Regions from separate parts of the Homo sapiens genome. Here region 2 is linked to region 1. A link is an interaction called in ENCODE POLR2A ChIA-PET data of the cell type or tissue named here. Cell type or tissue: CD4-positive, alpha-beta T cell. All regions are shown on one strand. Links, peaks and the distances in the headings refer to the core of each region. The heading gives the core; the rest is flanking DNA. Region 1 overlaps RFFL (ring finger and FYVE like domain containing E3 ubiquitin protein ligase). Region 2 has its middle 11 kb from the start of CCL5.

What was found. Peaks named below come from ENCODE experiments on the same cell type or tissue, not always from the same donor. Only the 100,000 strongest peaks of a DNase experiment are listed, where the experiment ranks them.
Region 2: POLR2A ChIA-PET joins it to region 1 with 5 read pairs; 1 of 35 experiments calls an interaction of 5 or more read pairs at or near these places.

The regions. Positions count from the first base shown.
Region 1 is chr17:35,016,671-35,022,044 of GRCh38, reverse strand. RFFL (ring finger and FYVE like domain containing E3 ubiquitin protein ligase) reads left to right here. Exons shown (of 7, transcript NM_001017368.2): 3 at 264-674; 4 at 4,439-4,522. All of the region lies in intron 5 of RAD51L3-RFFL (RAD51L3-RFFL readthrough), which reads left to right. Among named protein-coding and RNA genes, the nearest start is that of LIG3, 39 kb to the right of the region's middle. In CD4-positive, alpha-beta T cell, for the core only: no CTCF peak of the experiment used is centred there; no DNase peak of the experiment used is centred there; H3K27ac peaks cover 767 bases.
Region 2 is chr17:35,888,521-35,893,894 of GRCh38, reverse strand. No RefSeq gene overlaps it. Among named protein-coding and RNA genes, the nearest start is that of CCL5, 11 kb to the right of the region's middle. RefSeq lists a silencer at 1,684-1,884. In CD4-positive, alpha-beta T cell, for the core only: no CTCF peak of the experiment used is centred there; DNase peaks (open chromatin) are centred at 1,604, 2,414, 2,934, 4,524 and 1 weaker place; H3K27ac peaks cover 975 bases.

The DNA.
Region 1 (5,374 bases), core at 92-5,091:
TAAAGTAAGCCTCAAATTAAATAATAAATGTGAAGTGTCCTGTACATGGATATACACAATACATAGTGGAGGTCTTCCACCCGAGTGGCTTTTAATCTAAAATCTGAAAGTGGCTTGCACCCTTAGATATATGAGAGAGCTTAGTAAAAGTAAGAGTGACTGGAGGAGATCCTGCTGGGCTTGGCAGCTCTGAAGCTCCCATCGCACTCTCTGTCTTGTTCTCTCAATCTGACATGGTTTCCTGTGTCTTTTGCTCTAAGCAGCAGACCTGCTTGGACTGTAAGAAAAATTTTTGCATGACCTGTTCGAGCCAAGTAGGGAATGGGCCCCGCCTCTGCCTTCTCTGCCAACGGTTTCGAGCTACAGCCTTTCAGCGAGAGGAGCTCATGAAGATGAAGGTGAAGGACTTGAGGGACTATCTCAGCCTCCATGACATCTCTACCGAAATGTGCCGGGAGAAAGAAGAGCTGGTGCTCTTGGTCCTTGGCCAGCAGCCTGTAATCTCCCAGGAGGACAGGACTCGTGCCTCCACCTTGTCCCCAGACTTTCCTGAGCAGCAGGCCTTCCTGACCCAGCCTCACTCCAGCATGGTTCCACCTACCTCACCCAACCTCCCCTCTTCATCTGCACAAGCCACCTCTGTTCCCCCAGCCCAGGTTCAGGAGAATCAGCAGGTAAGGGCCCATTTGTAGTCTCTGCCAGTCTGTGCCAGTTTGAGGGCTCATTTTCATTTTCCTCTCCTGCCTTTGTTGTGAGAATGGGGTATAAGGCTAAGTGTCTTGATTATGTGAAGCCTTTCTGACTACTGGTGCACCAAGTGTTTTCTGGGTATCAGACTCATGTTTTGGCTTTCTTCAGAGGTGATATGCACAGTACCAATTTTTTTGTTTGTTTTTTGTTTTTAATACACACATATCCTAGTTAGACATTTTTTAAAGTTCATCATTCCAGAAATATTTTGAGAAAAGTAACCATTAAGCCATCAAATTTAGTTCTGTTCCAATTTGTCTTTCAACTTAACTCCTTTGTTGCAGTCTTCATTGGCTGGATTGGAAACTTAGTTCCTTAGTAACCATCACAAGGAATATAGGAAAGCAAAGGGCTATATGGAGGCAAGGGAGGGTGGGGAAACAGACAAAGACACTGCTTCTCTTACCAGTCACTGGCTGGAAGCAGGAGTAGTTGGCACGCTGTACTTGCATGCTGCTTCTTCATTATCCTGGGGGGCTTGGAAGTGGTAAGCTAAGAGCAGCACATCAACTGAATCATGACCCAGGTCTGGGGAGTATAGAAATGAGTAATAAACTGTCTCTGTCCTCAAAAAGCCCCCAGAAGAGGGAAGGTAGACAGGTAGACCAACTAACTACTGGATTAGAGTGAGGCCAGTGGACATAATTGTTGTATAAGAAGTGATGATGTTGCATAAGTGCCTTAAGTGACTCTGTTATTTATAGCAGCGGCCCCTAACCTTTTTGGCACCAAGGACTCGTTTTGTGGAAGACAATTTTTCCACAGACTGGGGTGCGTTGGTTTTGGGATGAAACTATTCTACCCAGATCATCAGGCATTAGTTAGATTTTCATAAGGAGCATGCATCCTAGATCCCTCGCATGCGCAGTTCACAACAGAGTTCACATTCCTATGAGAATCTAATGCCACCGCTGATCTGACAGGAGGCAAAGCTCAGGCAGTAATGCTTACTTGCCAGCCACTCACCTCCTGCTGTGCATCCGGGTTCCCAACAAGCCATGGACCAGTACCAGTCTGTGGCCCAGGGGTTGGGGACCCTTGATCTATAGGGCTTGGGCAATATGGGGGAATTAGGAACTACAAGATCCAATTTCCACATCCACTTTTGTCACTGACTTCTTGATCCCCTTGGGCAAATGTTGAGCCTACAACAATGAAATGAGGTTAGTAATCACAGACCACTTTTGATCTTGCCAGGATGTTGAGAGACCTGAATGCGTGATACCATGTCTAAAAGAGCTCTGAGTTACTTAGAGCTGGTATAGTGCTAGTGCTGTTGGTTCCCACACATGATGTGGATGGCTGCTGCCACTTGTTTATGATCACCTCCTTTGCCAGGACTGGGCCCCCTGATTCAGCTCTTGACAACCACTGAGGCATAAAGGCCAATGTGATAGCATAATTTAACTGCAGTAAAATCATTTAACTCCCTTTTTGGCCTGAACATGTTTTTCTCCGCAGCTGGACTTTAATTCTTTCCTAAGCTCTGACTCTTGGTCTGCTAGACAGATTTAAACTCCTGCTATATATTCTTCCCTTTGCTTGTGTTTTTTTTTTTTCCACTCTATGTATAAGGAGCCAGGAGAAGAACTTGAGGAATTCTTTTTCTGTAAAGAACCTTGGCTGGGCGTGGTGGTTCATGCCTGGTAATCCCAGCACTTTGGGAGGCTGAGGCAGGCGGATCATTTGAGCCCAGGCATTTGAGACTAGCCTGGCAACATGGCAAAAACCTGTCTCTACAAAAAATACAAAAATTAGCTGGGCGTGGTGGTGGGTGCCTGTAGCTACTCAAGAGGCTGAGGTGGGAGGATCATTTAAGCCTGGGAGGTCGAGGCTGCAGTGAACCATGATCATGCCACCACACTCCAGCCTGGGCAACAGAGTGAGATCCTGTCTCAGAAAACAAAAACAAAAAACCAAGCAAACTTTTCAGGTAGATTTTTCAATGAAAGATGATAAGCTTCCTGTCATTAACCAGAAATTTCCAGATTGCACCTAAAGGTCACCCTACATACAAGATCTAAGTGGGTACTTTTCCTCTGAGATTTTCAAGAGACCTTAGTGTCTGCTTACATCCCCTGTTCTGGTGAGAGCTGCACTTTGCAAGCAGGAAAAACAGGCATGGAAGAATTAAGTAACTTACGCAGTACTGTCTGACAAGTTCATAAGTGAGCTGCACCTAGAATGTAAATTTCCTTATAATACTTGCTCAACCAGAGTTCTCTCTTTCACCTTTAGTGCCCTAGCAATCAATAGTTGCTAGGCAAGGAAGTATATACAATAAGCACAACTGTGGACAGGTACTAGTTTTGGATTTTTATTTAGCCAGTGGGCAAACTGGAAAGACAAGAGCATGCTTTGCAGCATGAGGTCGTTTCTCTTTCTAGGAAACAGGACATCTGAAAGATAGCTACTTAGGAACAGGTTAGGCTCTGAAGGATTCCAGGGTAATTCCAAGGTAACACTACCTGAGAGACCAGTGAGGATCTACAGTAAGCTAAGAGAAAACGTTGTTGATGAAGACATTGATTTGGATCCATCCCCATACATGTGTACTATGCATTTGATCTTGCCTTGATTTGGCATTTTGTTACTTCTGCTTTTCATTTCCATTGCAGTTGGTTGCCTCTTCTTGATTAGCTCCATATTATGAATCCTAATGTGGGGTGAGTGGCTGGGGTCGGTGGGTGTCTTTGGTTTCCCAGATTGTCCCTTCACTGGCATCCCCAGAATCTGGTGGAAAAGGCCTGTGAGCTCAGACACCTCTTTGCTCTGAGCTCACAGCAGGCCCTTTGCCTGCAGGGAGCAGTGGGCGAAGAGGATCTACTTAAGGGGTTTGTGGCTTAAATGGTGATGGAATTAGGAGGCTAACAGTTCTGCCTACTCTTTGGCCAAACCTCCTAAAAGAGTACTCAGGAGGAACCTTTTGAGAAGTGAGAATTCTAAGCATAATGAAATTCCGTAAGCATAGGCAGTGTTTTATATAGTGTTAGGCTAATAGATTCTTAGATACATTAAAATACTCTTTGACTAGGTCTGGACATAGCACTTAATAATAGTGTGCTCAACATGGGGAGCACATTTCCAGAATGTGAGAGTAGTTACTAGGCAGAAAAGAAAGAGACTAGGGTGGTGATGATCTGGAAACTTTGTCCCATCAGTGTCAGATAAGGAAGCCAGGGAGATTTAGTGTGAAGGAGGGGAAAACATGGTATAAACAGTTTGGGAAAAACAAAAAACAAACAAACAAAAACCCCAGGAGACTATGGTCTGAGGAGCAGAACCAGGGATAGGGATGGCAATTTTGGATCAGTGTCAAGAAAAACCTTGATGCCAGATAGAGAGCAGTCCAGCAGTGGAATGGACACAATGACCTTCCCTTCACCTGTGGTGCTCAAGCTGAGATTAAATTGATGATGAGTTGTGGCTACTGCCATCCTGGTGTGTGCAGAATTAATGCAGTTTTGTTCTAGAGGGCAGCTTTGTCTATTGAAATGTATTTTTGTTGTTTCTCTGCTTGACAAAGTTGGTATGAGAGAGCAGGCTTTTGTAATGATGCTGTAAGAGGCTCCGGATTTCTGGGCATGATGGGAGTACATTCTGGACATTGTGTGAGTTGAAAAGAGGCCCATGCTATGCAGATCTCTGGGACATCTCTAGATGTGATGTTACTTTTCTCTTCCCACAGGCCAATGGCCATGTGTCTCAGGATCAAGAGGAACCCGTCTACCTGGAGAGCGTGGCCAGAGTACCTGCTGAGGATGAGACCCAGGTGGGGCCTCTGCTTGGGTCTGTGTCTTCACCTTTCCTCTTTCACTGGTGTTCTTCGGAACCTCTTAGCAGAGTCGAGTGGAGAGAGAATAAATGTGTGATGATAGTGCTTCCGAAATTATATTTTTGGGGTAGGGTTTAGTGTTAGTGTTCCAGGTTAACTAGTGAAGCGGTCAGTGTATTTATAAGGAGTTGTGAGGTCACAGTGGAGACGGAGAAGCCTCATGGCCCATTGTATTTCCAGTCTCTTGACTTTCTAAGAGCTGCCGGAGGGCAGGCTTGTGGTCCTGCTGTTAAAGTCTTGTTCTTTCCTTGCTTCTAGCACACTGTAGCCATTGTCAAGGGAAGGAGGTCAGACAATTAGCCAGGCAGGGCCAGTCCAGAGCACAGACCAGGGAGCTGTGGCCAAGGTTGTGTATAGAGGAGTACTTGCCAGGGAAATGTGCCTCTTGTGGGCAAGCAGAAGTCTCCAGGGGAGAAGGGCCAGCACCATGCTGGGTTTCATGTGCGGCCATATTTAACCTCTACAGGACCCCTGTGGGGTAGGACTGCTCTCTCCCCTTAATGGAGGGGCAAACGGGCTCAGAGTGGTAAGCAACTTGCTGGATATTATTTAGCATTAACAGCAGAGGAGTCAAGATTCAAAATTAGGGTCATATGACTCAAACCAGCACTCCTTCTACTATACTTCTATCTAGTACTATATCACACTGATTGGTTGGTCTGTGTCTGTTTGCTCCTGAGCACAGAATCGTGGGTCAGGAAGAGATTCTAGTATATTTTGCAATGCAGAGCACCATGCCAGGTACTCATCCTGTCTCTGTTCCTACCCTTCATGAGGTCAGTCACCAAA
Region 2 (5,374 bases), core at 112-5,111, 870 kb before region 1:
AATTAACTGGTGGACACCCGGCTGTGTCCACTGCAGAACTAATTGCTTACTTGGTGTGTGGGAAGAAACCCCTACATATTTTGTCACAGAAGTCTTCTGTATTATTATGGTGTAAGAGAACAGGAAAAATGCATGTTGACTGTTTTTTCCACACTCCCAGTCCACAAAAGTTTTCTCCACTTATGAACAAATAATGTGTGTGTGTGTTTTTTTGTTTTTTTGTTTTTTTGTTTTTCCTGAGACAGGGTCTCACTCTGTCATCCAGGCTGGGGTGCAGTGGTGTGATCATGGCTCACTGCAGCTTCAATCTCCCAGGTCCAAGTGATCCTTCTACCTCAGCCTCCCAAGTAGCTGGGACCACAGGTGTGTGCCACCATACCCAGTTAATTTTTAAATTTTTTGTAGAGACAGGGTCTCCCTATGTTGCCCAGGCTGGTTTTGAACTTCTGAAGCGATCCTCTCACCTCAGCCTCCAAAAGTCCTGGGATAACAGGCATGAGCCACTGTGCCTGGCCATGAATACAAAGAATTTTAACAGACACAAGATGCAGATATGAAGGAATAGATGAATGAATAGACGCGTGCTGGACAGGATGGAGTGAAGGGATGTGTGAAAAGGTAGGAATGAGTGGGTAAGCGGAGGAGGACAGTGCTGCTCACAGAAGTTCATGAGCTAAATGGTAAAGTGAGTCCTAGGCCTTTGATGGATACGAGGGAAAGAAGGTATGTTACTCCCTCAGCCTTACCCATAGGAGAAGTAATGTGAACTGATTTTAGGAGCAAACAGGAAACTTACCCCCAAATCTCACTCTAGTATACTAGAAATCCTTTACTTTTGTATCTTTTAACTAAGAGGGAAATAAATAACATTGTCAGACCCTCATTTCACAGATGAGGAAACTTAGGCCTACAAAGGGCAAGTGGTTTGCCAAAATGTAACAAGTGGGTTTGGAGCTACAATGGGACTAGAGCTTAGGTCTCTTAATTCCCATTCCTTGCTCTTTTCACCACCCAAAGCTGACACTAGAAGGAATGACTACGGTGCAGAATTTCCAAACCCTAATTTGAGGAAATTCCCCAAGGGGACTTTTTCATGCAAGCTGGAGAGCCTCAAAAATGCAATGAATGCCTAGGAAGGTTCTAAGGGCCCTAATATTCTAACCTGAACACTAGAAAGCAGGGCAAGCAGCATAGTGGGGAAGCAGGGGACTGGGACCCCCGTCCCTGAGAATGGAAGTAATAGGCAAGAAGCCAAGGGGCTTCCCAGGACAAGCTAAAAAAGAGCAGATCCAGACTACAACTACAGAATCCTGTAAGATTCTGAAACTTTGTCACTTCCTTTCTAAGGCTTCCTTCCTAAGCCTCTCTGTGAAACTCTTTGAAAAGGGGTATGTGGGCTAGCCTGCAAGGACAGCCAGAAGGGAGAAGGATCACATCCCCCTCCGTGGCCAGGCTCTGAGAGACAGAAATCCAGTGAAGGACAGAGCATGGGGCTGAGTGTCTGTAGCCCACTGCATTGAGGGCAGGAGAGCTCAGGGCAGGTCTGAGTCATCACCATTTTCTGTGTGTTTCTTCCTAATAAGTGAAATAATGTGTAGTGTCTAGCACGGTGCCTGACAGCTCACAGAAAATCCCCAACTTCCCCTCCCCCACCGCCATGCCTTCTAACTCTCGGTGAGATGAACATCTCTACTGGGAGGGGAAGCCATTGAGGGAAGAAATGCTGGCACCTTGACATTTGGGGAAAGAAAGGGAAGGAATTGTTTTCCAAGTATCTACTTTGTGCCAGAAATGGTGTTGGGCAATTTACTGATTGCCTCATTTAATCCTTTGACGTATCCTAGGAGTTAGGTATTCTCAGCCCCATTTCCAGAAAGCAAACCAAGGTGAAAAAGAGTTAATAATTTGTTCAAAGACATATGGAAAAGTGCCAGGCATGGTGGCTCACGCCTGTAATCCTAGCACTTTGGGAGGCCAAGGCGGGCAGATCACTTGAGGTCAGGAGTTCAAGACCAGCCTGGCCAACAAGGCGAAATGCTGTCTCGACTAAAAATACAAAAATTAGCCAGAAATCACTTGAATCTGGGAGGCGGAAGTTGCAGTAAGCCAAGATCGTGCCACTGCACTCCAGCCTGGGCAACAGAGTGAGACTCCATCTAAAAAAAAAAAAAAAAAGTCATACAGAAAGGGTTGGATGTGGTGGCTCACACCTGTAATCCCAGCACTTTGGGAGGCCAAAGTGAGAGGATCACGTGAAGCTAGGAGTTTGAGACCAGCCTAGGCAACATAGTGAGATCCCCTCTTTAGGGAAAAAAAAAAAATTCTGCCACAAAAGCCACATTCAATAGAAAACATTTTTTTAAAAAAATAGCTAGGCATGGTGGCATGCACCTGTAGTCCCAGCTACACAGCAGGCCAAGGCGGGAGGATTGCTTGAGCACAAGAGTTTGAGGTTACAGTAAGCAATGATCAGCTACTGCATTCCCACCTGGGCAACATCTCTAAAGAAAAATCAAACAAAAAACGACATACAGAAAGTATGCGCTATCTGATTTCAACCCCAAGTTTGTCCTGCTTTACCAGGCTTTCTCCTGGGGCCTGGAGGCAGTGGGGCCAAGGGCAGGGGTGGGGTGTGCAGGGGACAGCAGTGCTCCAGCAATAAGAGTTCTTGAAGAGTACTTCATGAGGGGGTATACACCAATAGAGGGGAAGCCACCAGCCACCAACATGCAGAGGAAAACAACAACAACAACAAAAACAGACCCCAAGGTATCAGGAGAAGGACAGTCTGAAGTCATCTGGCACCCAGCCATTTTGGAAGAACTGATGCTTCTCCACGGGCCTTGTTCCCGTGGTCACCCCACCCCCAAGATATCTTGTGACAGGCTCCTCCAGTAACCAGAGGCAGGTGAGCGCTGCTCTGATCAACAAACACACCGCATGTGGTCTCCAGCTGCAATAAACAAGTGGCTGTGCACAGCCAATGTCCTGTGTGGTGAAGGTGAGAAGAGTGAGGGGGAGCCAAGCTGCAACCCTCAGCCTGAATGTGGTTGGAATTATGAGAGCAGTTGTCAAAGTTAGTACCTTGACATAGTGCAATGTGCATTAAAGTGCACAGTGCAAGGTGACAGAAGAGGGGAGGGGGAGGGGGTGGGGGAAGGGGTGGGGAGAGGAGGGGGAGGGGAGGGGAGAGGAATTGAGGAGCAGAACAGAATAACACAGAAAGAACCAACCAGAGCTGGACCAAAAATCGAGGCCAGGATGTTGTAGAGTCTTGGGTTCAAATTCTGCCTCCTCCTGGGAAGTCCCCTGAGCCTGCTACAAGGTCTTGGCTTGCACCCTATTGCCTCTGGCAGATCCTCCAACCAGCACCAATGAAGCACCTACCCCATGCAGGGTCCTTCAGAAACAAAGAGTGAGATAGCTTCCAGTCTCAGGTGGGGAATATTTAGACTTGTGAACAGGGGCAAAGAAGGAGAGAAACAACCAGGAAGTAACCTCCAATTTGCAGATGGGGAAAATTAAGTTTCATCAGGAGGAAATGACTTTGCCTCAGGCTTCTCTTGGGATCCCAGATTTCTAGAGGATGGGGGGAATGTCCCTGCTTTGGGCATGTTTTTAAGAGCACTGGAACAGCCAGAGCTGCTGCCCACAGTCTGAAGTCAGGAGGGGAACTCCATGTCAGATAAAAGCTTTGGAATCCAGATGGAGTAAGGTTTCATTTTCTCTGCCTGCATTTGGTTTCCTAACATCACAATGTGAGCCTTGGCTAGCAGCCAGCTTAGCTTTGGAAAAGAGTGAATGATGGGGAAAAAAAAAAAAAAAGACTGTGCCAGGAAGGGAGGGGAGGAGAGGGGCTACACTAGGCTGGAGGGGATATGGGCCTGGCTTTAGAGGATTATGCTAGGAAAAGGGGTGCCAGAGGCGTGAAAGCTGATAGGAACAAGCCCTGTGGATCAAGAGGCCCATCAGTGAGCCTGCAGGGTCTATGAACTCCTTACATGCAAAATTACATGTGTCTGTCTGTGTAGGTCTCTACAGATTGGTGGAAGTGTTCACAGCTTTCATGAGATTATTATTTTTTTTTTTTTAAGAAAGGCACACTGCCGCATGCAACACCTCATTTGGATGTGTCTGGAGTCTTGGAAGTTTGACTACCCTACATTCTCCTACAAATGGACCTTGAGAGCTTGTTTGGAGGTTCTAGCAGGGGAGCGCAGCTACTCGTATACCCTTGACCAAAGAACAGTCCTCCTCTATTGGGGAAGGTTGTCCTCTTCTGAAACTACCTTTGCAAAAATTATAGCAGTGAGAAAATTATGACAGTGAAAGAAATCTGACCTAATTGACTCCATCTTGCTTCTAACCTCCCAGCTGCCCTTGTTCATTCCTGGGCATAGGGAGCACTAACTTTGGGAGGATTTAGTTTATAGTTTAACTTTGAAACAAAGATGATAACAGCCCCTCCCTGAGACCAACCCACTCCTTGCCTGGGGACCAGAAAGCCTTTGTAAAACTAACACATTGGCCACAAGATTAGAAATGACGGCTCAGGAGTCATGCAGCCAAAGGCCTCGAGATCATGAACCTCCCCAATTGCTCCTGTAGATAATATTATTATTGTAAAACCTAACATGGGTGTTTGAGGTATTTTTCAGACCCTGCCTTCTGATGGATCAGCTGGCACCACCCAGACCAGTAAACTGGCTCATCTGGTCTTCTGGCCCCCACCCAGGAACCAACTCAGTGCAAGAGGATAGCTTCAACTCCTTATGATTTCATCCCCGACCCAACCAATCAGCATTCCCGCTTCCCGAGCCCCCTGCCCGCCAAACTACCTTTAAAAAACCCTAGCCTCCAAATTTTCAGGGAGGCTGATTTGAGTAATAATAAAACCCCTGTCTCCTGTTTAGCTGGCTCTACTTGTATCAAACTCTTTGTCTATTGCAATTCCTGTGTCTTGATAAACTTGCTGTATCTGGGCAGCGGGCAAGAAGAACCCGTTGGGTGGTTAAACCAAGTGCGCAGCTTTAGGAGGGACGCACATGGAACGGTAAAGAGAGAAGGGGACACAGGCCTAGCCAGCTAGATCAGCCAAATTGAGACAGACTGGGAGTGGGGCTTGGCTGCAGCTCACCAGCACTGAACTTTCTTTCATGAATTCCCACTGATCACAAACCCCACACCACCATCTCACTGACACCATGTTCAACCATGTCTTTTACTTAACAAATTCCAGGAACTGGCCTTAGGAAATCCAAGTATCAAACCAAGGTTGTGGAGTATTCCACCTCAGGAAGGAATGCTGAACAACTGATTTACAGACTTGTTGCCCCAGCTAGACCACCAGGTAGCCCATTACTCAAGGTAACCA